Regions from separate parts of the Homo sapiens genome. Here all the other regions are linked to region 2. The links are chromatin contacts, found by Hi-C or POLR2A ChIA-PET in ENCODE. All regions are on one chromosome and are shown on one strand. Each heading gives the region's core, a stretch centred on a gene start or an enhancer-like site at or near the end of the contact. The rest is flanking DNA. Distances are from core to core; before and after follow the strand shown. Region 1 holds the start of ARL8B (ARF like GTPase 8B). Region 2 has its middle 50 kb from the start of ARL8B. Region 3 has its middle 58 kb from the start of BHLHE40-AS1.

Evidence for each region. Hi-C counts contacts between places; a loop is a spot of excess contacts on that map. ChIA-PET counts read pairs that join two places held with the same protein, here RNA polymerase II (POLR2A). Pooled maps may share reads with other maps.
Region 1: a loop to region 2 is called in a map of gastrocnemius medialis, with 8 times the contacts of the local background. The contact joins the promoter of ARL8B here to the enhancer-like site in region 2. A Hi-C loop is called at or near these places in 3 of 168 maps with a recorded cell type or tissue (HCT116, K562 and gastrocnemius medialis) and 1 of 50 pooled maps. POLR2A ChIA-PET finds 5 or more read pairs at or near these places in 8 of 52 experiments (A549, AG04450, CD8-positive, alpha-beta memory T cell and 5 more).
Region 3: POLR2A ChIA-PET joins it to region 2 with 12 read pairs in BJ. The contact joins two enhancer-like sites. POLR2A ChIA-PET finds 5 or more read pairs at or near these places in 8 of 52 experiments (A673, BJ, CD8-positive, alpha-beta memory T cell and 4 more).

What each region holds. Positions count from the first base shown.
Region 1 is chr3:5,120,817-5,123,719 of GRCh38, reverse strand. ARL8B (ARF like GTPase 8B) reads right to left here and starts at 1,428. Exons shown (of 7, transcript NM_018184.3): 1 at 1,132-1,428. The coding sequence starts at 1,254. LOC124906212 (a long non-coding RNA gene) reads right to left here and starts at 661. Exons shown (of 2, transcript XR_007095800.1): 1 at 4-661. RefSeq lists a silencer at 1,363-1,622.
Region 2 is chr3:5,071,136-5,073,962 of GRCh38, reverse strand. No RefSeq gene overlaps it. Among named protein-coding and RNA genes, the nearest start is that of ARL8B, 50 kb to the left of the region's middle. Within about 2 kb of position 1,287, at least 2 of the 41 ENCODE cell types and tissues checked have a DNase peak (open chromatin) inside an H3K27ac peak, as active enhancers do; they include gastrocnemius medialis, where a contact is called at or near this core.
Region 3 is chr3:5,036,478-5,039,263 of GRCh38, reverse strand. No RefSeq gene overlaps it. Among named protein-coding and RNA genes, the nearest start is that of BHLHE40-AS1, 58 kb to the right of the region's middle. Within about 2 kb of position 1,288, at least 2 of the 41 ENCODE cell types and tissues checked have a DNase peak (open chromatin) inside an H3K27ac peak, as active enhancers do.

The DNA.
Region 1 (2,903 bases), core at 179-2,678, 50 kb before region 2:
TACCTATTTTCTCAAACATGAAAGCTGTGTTTGAATCATCTTGTGTAACCTAACCAGTCGGACAGCTAATCTTCAGGATTTCAACAGTCATCGAAAAGGTGGAAGAACTGCTGCCATCTCTCTTCAGAACAGTTCTAAAACTCCCCTGGCGTGTACAAGCCACTACCAGCTAAAACTGAGTCACAACAACTCTTGGGCTCTAAATAAAGATCGAGGCGAAATCTTTCACTCCTATTTATTTCCCAACCAACCAAACAAGCAAAACGAAACAATCACCTTTCTACTCAATCATTGCTGAACAAACACCACATTCTATGTAAGTCCTCAGTGCAATTTTCCTTCCACCCATTCCCTAGGCCTGCTAAGCTATGTTCCTGCCCAGTACCTTCTTTTCTCTTCAAGTGAAAAACACCATTTAAAGACCAACTCCTCTTTCGCAGGGTAGTTAACTTTATGCTAACTGCAGATCCATCTTATCTAGTCGCTTAAGACAATTAACTCTTAGCTTAATAAATACTATGTATTGTGGGCTAGCTGGAGCTCAGCAATGAGCTTGGTCTCCGCGCCTGGGGGACGGGTGAAAACAAGTAACTGAATTAGATGGGACCAGCGGCCCACAGAATTCAGGAAGGCGCTCACACTGGTCTCCCGCTTTCACAATGGGTCTATTGGTCCAAAGTGGCAACTTAAGAGAGGCTCTTAATGCTTACGCTTTCTCGTACGGCTGACGGATTTGCCAAATCCCACCCTTTGGGAAAGTGACAGACTGGACTTAACTCTTTGGCTGCCCCTACTGGGCAAACCCAAGGGAAACCCCAATCCCCAAGCGCTTTAAAAATGTGACGAGTTCAATTTAACTCTTTCCGAGCCCCCGCGGCGTTGAGGACACAGCCCTTGGAAAATGTCTACACTGACTTAACCCTTCCGCTGCCGATCTCAGTGCTACTCCCCGCGCCGCCAACACGCGGGAAATTCCAAATGCTGGCCCTCGGGAGATGACAGGCCCAGCTTCGCACGCCCCCCGCCATCAGTCCCATCGCGCCGAGGGGGGCCCCAACTCAGGCCTTGGAGAAGCGCCGGGCCGGACTCCTGGCTGCGGAGCCCCGGGCGAGTGAGTGGGCGGGCGCTCACCGCGATGACATTGACGAAGGTGGTCTTGCCCGAGTACTGCAGCCCCACGAGCGTCAGCTCCATCTCTTCCTTCCAGAAGAGCGAACGGAACCAGTCCAGCAGGCGGGAGATGAGCGCCAGCATGATGGCGGCCGGGAGCGAGAACGGACGGGAGGACGGACGAGCGGCGGCGTCGACGACTTCCACACGAGCGGGCCTCCGCCCGGACCCTCCAACGGCTCCTTGGTGCCCCGGCGCGACACGGGCGGACACCGGCGGGCGGCAGCAGCCAGACCCAGGAAGCCGAGCGGATCATATGACTCGCCCTACCCCCCACGCCCGTCCCGGCGCCGCCGTCGGCACCCACGGCAAGAGCGGCGCGGCCAATCCGGCCAGGCCCGCCCGCCGCTGGCATCGCCACCTGGTGGGCATGCTCCGCAGCACAGCGTACCCTCGGGCCCCCTTGAGGCTTTCTCTACATTCATTCATTGTTGGTTCATTCGTCATTCATCCACTTATACATTCGTTAATTCATTCATTCATTTTTTGCTATAATTGTTCATTAACAATCTGCAGGAAGACTTCAAGACTCTGGAAGAGTTGGCGTGGAATAAAAATTCCTGTCCTACATTTTTGGTAGTAGCAAAAGATAGTGTTAACTTAAAAATGACACCGTTTATAAATTTAGAAAGGAGAGCATTATTTCTTAAGAAGGGGATTATAAGCTGTAGGCAGGACGTGCAGCCTCGGGCCAAAAAAAACAAAAGTAAGCACTTTGAGAGAGGGAAGGGTGCAACAAGAATTTATATTGAGGAGTTGGCCAAGTAAACATATTTAACTTATGGAAGGAGCTATTAATATGTATGAAGGTGGTCTTACACACATAGTGAACAAATCTGTATGTTGCATATGACCTATGTTCATTTGGGGTGGCGACTTAACATTTAAATGTATTATAATCAGGCAGGGCGCGGTGGCTCATGCCTGTAATCCCAGCACTTTGGGAGGCAAAGGTGGGCAGATCACCTGAGGTCAGGAGTTTGAGACCAGCCTGACCAACATGGTGAAGCCCCATCTCTACTAAAAATACAAAATTAGCCGAACGTGGTGGCATGCACCTGTAGCCTCAGCTGCTTGGGAAGCCGAGGTGGGAGAATTGTGTGAACCCAGGAGGCGAAGGTTGCAGTGAGCTGAGATCATGCCACTGCACTTCAGCCTGGGTGATAGAGTGAGACCCTCGTCTCAAAAAACAACAATTAAAAAATAAATAAAGTAAAAGTATTATAATCAGGCCCTCCACATCAGAAAGTGAATCAGGGACGGGAAAGGTATTGAAGTGCTTGGCCTCTGTAAAACCAGCCAGAACTGGGCTGGGCGCGGTGGCTCACAGCCTGTAATCCAAACACTTTGAGAGGCTGAGGCAGGTGGATCAGGAGGTCAGGAGTTTGAGACCAGCCTGGCCAACAAGGTGAAACCCCGTCTCTACTAAAGATACAAAAAATTAGCCCAGGCCGGGTGCAGTGGCTCATGCCTGTAATCCCAGCACTTTGGGAGGTCAAGGCGGGCAGATCACCTCAGGTTGGGAGTTCAAGACCAGCCCGACCAACATGGTGAAACCCCGTCTCTACTAAAAATACAAAAATTAGCGGGACATGGTGGCACGCGCCTGTAATCCCAGCTATGCTGGAGGCTGAGGCAGGAGAATCGCTTGACTCCGGGAGGCAGAGGTTGCAGTGACCGAGGTCATGCCACTGCACGCCAGCCTGGGTGACAGAGCGAGACTTCATCTCAAA
Region 2 (2,827 bases), core at 38-2,537:
CAGCCTCTACAGGTAGGTGTGTGCCACCACACCCAGATAATTTTTTTTTTTAATTTTTATAGAGACAGGGTCATGATTTATTGCCTAGGCTGGTCTTGAACTCCTGGCTTCAAGCGGTCCTCCCACCTTGTCCTCCCAAAGTGCTGGGGTTACAGGCATGAACCACCATGCCCAGTCTAGAAGAATGTTAGTAGTTCACATTTATTAAGTACATGACTATGTGCCTGGTATTGTGCTTTGTACTTTACCTGGATTATCGCATTTCATCTGGACCACAATTTTACAAGAGAGCTGTTCTTATTTCTTCCATTTTACAGAGAAAGATACAAGAGGTCAGAGAGATGGCCCAAGGTCATATTGCCAGTGACTGTGGGAGATAAGATTTGAACTCAGGCGTCCTGACCCCTCAACCTGTGTCTCCACTTTCAGATAAAAGCCAAATTGCTTTGTTAAAGCAGAGGGTAGAACCCCAGAATCCTGATCACTCTCTCCTTGACCATGTCCTTGTTCGTGGCCACCAGGGGTACAGTCTGAAAACCCATTCAGTCCAACACTTCATTTGATAACTTAATTGATTAAACTGATTAATTCAATAAATAGAAGAACAATCACTCAGTTCTCAAACACTACCCATCTCTTATTTTTCTCTTTTCCTTGATATAATTAGACACCGTTTTTCATAGCTATCATCAATACACACATGTAATTTCATCTTGGGCTCTTTTTAACATAAATCTCTATTTTCTGTAAACATTTCATGTATAAACCCAGACATAAATCTTACCGATTTTAACAACTGCTTATTATGTTAACGGAGCACTTGATGAGAATTTCCTAACCTGTATTCCATGAAAGCCTACCTCCAGGTGATATGAATAAGTATCTGCAATAAAAAGGGGTTTTATACATTTTTACATTTATATTATACATTATATATATATATTTATGATAAGTTTGGGGAACAATACACATACTCTTCTCACAGTATGTTACTCTGTGAGTATATTACTCCCTTTCAATACCCCCACCAACATGCACATTAGAATATTAGAAACACTGAGAAGTCACACAAGAAAGCAACTGGCATAAACAGGCTTAGCAAACTGATCTGATGGTGAAATCTTTTTGGAGACACCCTTACTGAGCAGATTTACTGCCCAATAGACTCCAGTTGATGGCATGACACCCTACGCCAGGTTTGCTGGATTCTTTCTACATGCATGCGAGTGCCCTTACTTTACAGATGAGGAAGCTAACACTCAAGTCACCCAGCCAGCTGGCAGCACTGGTTAGGACCATAACTCAGGTCTCCTAACTTTTGCAGAAATCCATGTGACAACATTGTCTGGGCTCTTGCAGGTTGACACATGCTCTGATATTTCACAATTTCTGAAGAGCAAGTGAGCACAATGCCCAGTTCATGATGGATGGCTCAGGTCACATGGTAACTTGGCAGCTTGGGATAAAACATTCAGTCTCCCCTTAGGTCCTGTAGAAAACCCAAAAAGCCTTCTCAAAAGGTGAATATGTAGCGCTCTGCAGAGGAGGACACAGCTTTGCTCCCAAATCCTGAGGTTCTATGCTGATCCACCCCTAACCAGCAGCTCCAAACAGCATCTCTCAGCCACAGATACTTCAAGCTGCATCCTATCTTTTGGGTTGTAGGGCTCAAGCAGGGAGCAGCTTTCACAGCAACCTGATCCTGTTGTGACCTTCTCATATTCTATGCCCTTCATTAAAAAAGGCCACTGTCAGTGGGTTAGGAATGAAGATATAGGCTCAGGGAAGGAGCCACAACCAACATGCAATGGGGCGGGGAAGAAGGCAGGTGTAAATATCAGTTATGACCATGTGACTAATTGCAGAAACTAGGTCTGTTATAGTTATGGGCATTTCTTCCCGATTTTGTCATGGAGGCCGATGCAGAAGGATCACTTGAGCCTGCAAAATCAAAGCTTCAGTGAGCTATGATCTCGCCACTGCACTCTAGCCTGGGTGACAGAGTGCCTGGGGTGCTCTCTGGGTGCTCACCCAGAATGCCTGGGTGACAGAGCCTGGGGGTTACCACCCCCAACCCACCTCTCATTAAAAAAAATGTGCTAATACGATTTAACGTTGTATTTCAGTATTTAAGTCACGATTTAACCTTGTATTTCAGTATAACCTTGTATTTCAGTATTTAACCTTGTATTTCAGTATTTAAGTCACAGGATATCAAAAGGGCAGTGTAGCTCAACTAGAAAAGGAATGAACATCACCCAAAAATAGTTAAGGAGGTTTGGGGTCCCTTATGGAGGAGAAAGTTAACATGTTTACAGATGCATGAGAGGTTATCATATTACGTTTTGACCCATAGTATTTCTCATTGTTAAGGTGCCAGCTATCAAACAAATACTGAGTATAAAATGGGAAAGAGATTCAGGGGAGTCTGGTGCAGCCAGTCTGCCTATGAATTCAGAAATAATACTGTATTTGTCCATGCACAAAGTTCAGCATCCTTTTAAAGCAAGTGTGCCAACAAGGATGAAGGAAATGGATGCCCGTGTATTAGAGGATGAATAAACATACGCCACTTGGGGGAACTCATGTTCTCTTAGTCTTCTCAGAACTTACAAGCTGCAGAGACTTTTTGTTGATACTAAGAGATGGGTTAGTGTGTGTGGGGGATTCTGAGCAGAAATGGTTTTTGGTGCCAGGTGACTCATTTTTCAACAACTTCCACATTCAGCAGATGGTGATAATGCCAGCACTTAGCGATGGGGCTGAGTAAATCAGGACGGCATGTTTCCACACTTCTCAGATGCTTATTTCTAAACATTATGTAAAA
Region 3 (2,786 bases), core at 39-2,538, 35 kb after region 2:
CCTAGGTTCAAGCAACCCTCCTGCCACAGCCTCCCGAGTAGCTGGGATTACAGGCACGTGCCACCACGCCCAGCTAATTTTTATATTTTTTGGTAGAGACAGGGTTTCACCATGTCAGCTAGGCTGGTCTCAAACGCCTGACGTCAAGTGATCTGCCCGCCTTGGCCTCCCAAAGTGCTGGGATTACAGGCATGAGCCACCACACCCAGCCTGTTTGTTTGTTTTTTTGTTTAGAAACAGGGTCTTACTCTGTCATCCAGGCCGGAGTGCAGTGTGGTATGATCATATCTCACTGTAACCTCAAACTCCTAGGCTCAAGCAACCTTCCTGCCTCAGCCTCACAAGTGGCTAGGTCTACAGGCAGGCACCACCATGCTGGGCCAACTTAAAATATGTATTTTTTGTAGAGACAGGGTCAGGGGAGAGGCATTTTCACTGTGCTGCCTAGGCTGGCCTCAAGCTCCTGGCCTCCATCCATCCTCCAGCCTCATCCTCCCAAGTAGCTGGGACTATAGGAAAAGGCCACCACTCCCAGCTCCCCTATTCCATTTTTCGTTTGTTTGTTTAAACTTGACCCACTTCTCCATCTTCTAAATTGCCAGAGGTAACTGAGAGCTCAAAATGTGGGCCCAGATGGATGACCTGAGCCAAATCCCTTTCCCACAACTGGGGCTGCTGGCTGCCATGTGCCCCAGAGGCCAACTCAGAGAGAAGTGAGAAAAGCAGAGCCAAGAGCCAGACAAAGAAAGAGAGTCTGGGCAGCCCTGGGTTGCTGGTTCTAGTCCTGGAGGCCATGGCTGCTGCACTCTGTTTTCCAGTTCTGCGAACTACCACAACAGCCCTGCAGGCTTCTCAAGTTACTTAAATCCACTTCTTGCTTTAGCCACATTGAGAGGAGTTTTGACACTTGCAACCAAAAAGAGTTCTGACAAATACACAAGGTCACAGGCAATTCTGAATCATCGACTTGGAGCCCCAAAGTTCCAAGAGGCCTCAAAAAGTCATCCAGGCCAGGGGCTTAAAAAAAAAAAAAAAAAAAAAAAAAAAAAAAAAAAAAAAACACCACAACCTCTTATTTTAAATAGCTAAATCTTCAAATCTTCAGGAGCCCAAATATATAAAACAGACAAAAGAGGAAGTGCTGTGGTAGCTGTAAGAGTGTGGAGACCCCGAGCCCTGCCCACCACCTCCTCTGTATCCAGCTGAAAGCTACTCGTCTGGTCCAACTTCCTACATCAGGAATCACTTTGACCACATTTTTGACACCTGGTCACCTAGCCTCAGCTTGAACACATCCACACAGGCAGCTGAGTAAGCCTTGAGGCAGTCCCCTTCTTTTTTTTGACTTCTCTGATTGCAAGACAGTTGTTCCTCTGCCTCCTAGAGGCATTCGCCCATGGGTCTTAGTCCTCTGGGTTGAAACAGTGTGAATTAAAGCACCTTTCCTATGGCAGCCCTTCCTGATGACAATGATCATGTCCCACTTAGCTCCCAGCTTACACATCCTCACTTCCTTCTGACTGTTGCTCATGGGACATCACGTCCAGCTGGTGAGCTGCCTAAAATAGGCAGGCTGCTGTTCAAGGTGTGATTTCAGGAGGACCATAAAGACAGAAGGCTTAGAGTTAGAGAACATGCTTATTTTAAACATACACACACACACACACAACACACACATGCACACGCACACGTTACATGCACACATGCAACGCTCAGAGGTTGACGGTAACCCCTTTACTTCCTATGTGCAGCATTTCCCCTGTGCCAGGCACTATGCTCAGGACTGTCCACTCCACTTGTGCTTCAGCCTTCACGACATACCCATGATGTGAGGCGTCATGTTTATCCCCATTTAAAATATGATCCCTTGAGGAGTTCAAGTAACTGGTTCAGGTACAAGTACTAACATGCGGTGGGAGTGGGATTTGAACCCAGGACTCACCTGACTCTAAAGCTGGGGTGGCTGGGTATATTTCTATGCGACTCCATGGCTCTCTTTGCTACTGACCACCTAGCCCAGAAGGATGATAAAGTGGAGCCCAGGAAGGATATGATCAATGCAGTTAATTTTTATATCACTGTGGTCAAGACACAAGGCGGGCACCTCCTTTGTATGTGAGCCTTGGAAACGCTTCTTTTTAAACATAACACAGTCATTGCGTGTTAGAGATGATTTAATCTGTTAGTTGAGTGAGCAATCGAGGAAGACGTGGGTCTTTGGGGTTCAAATGAGGAGGCATGACTGCCTGGTAATCAAATTGATTGCAGTGAGCTAGCTTCCCTTTTCTCTTGTCTGTAGAGACTCTCTAATCTCTTTTTCCACCCAACCCCCACTTCTGGATGCCATTGTTCCCTAGAAGGAGAATCTGGGGACCAAAAGGGTGAAGGAACCAGCCATGGCCACCTTGGAGCCCATGATGTTATCAGAAGGGAACTTGGCCCCGGCTCTCTCCCTCCTACACTCAGGGGCACATCCATGTTCCACGACTGTGTCTGATGTTTTCTTAAAATGCTCCAGGTGTGAATTGTAATAGTAGTAATAGCAATCATATTCTTGATAACTTTTATTGAGCAATTGCTATACACAGGCATATACATCATCTCACACAACCTGCCTCCCTTGTGACTATTACTGTTAGCCCATTTTACAGACATGGCCATTAAGCTCAAGGGAAACTGGGTAACATATCGAGGTTTCTTGCCCAAACTCACCCACTTATAAACAGCATGACTGATATTTCAACTTTGGCAGTTTGACCTAGATCCCAGCTATCTTGATATATTAA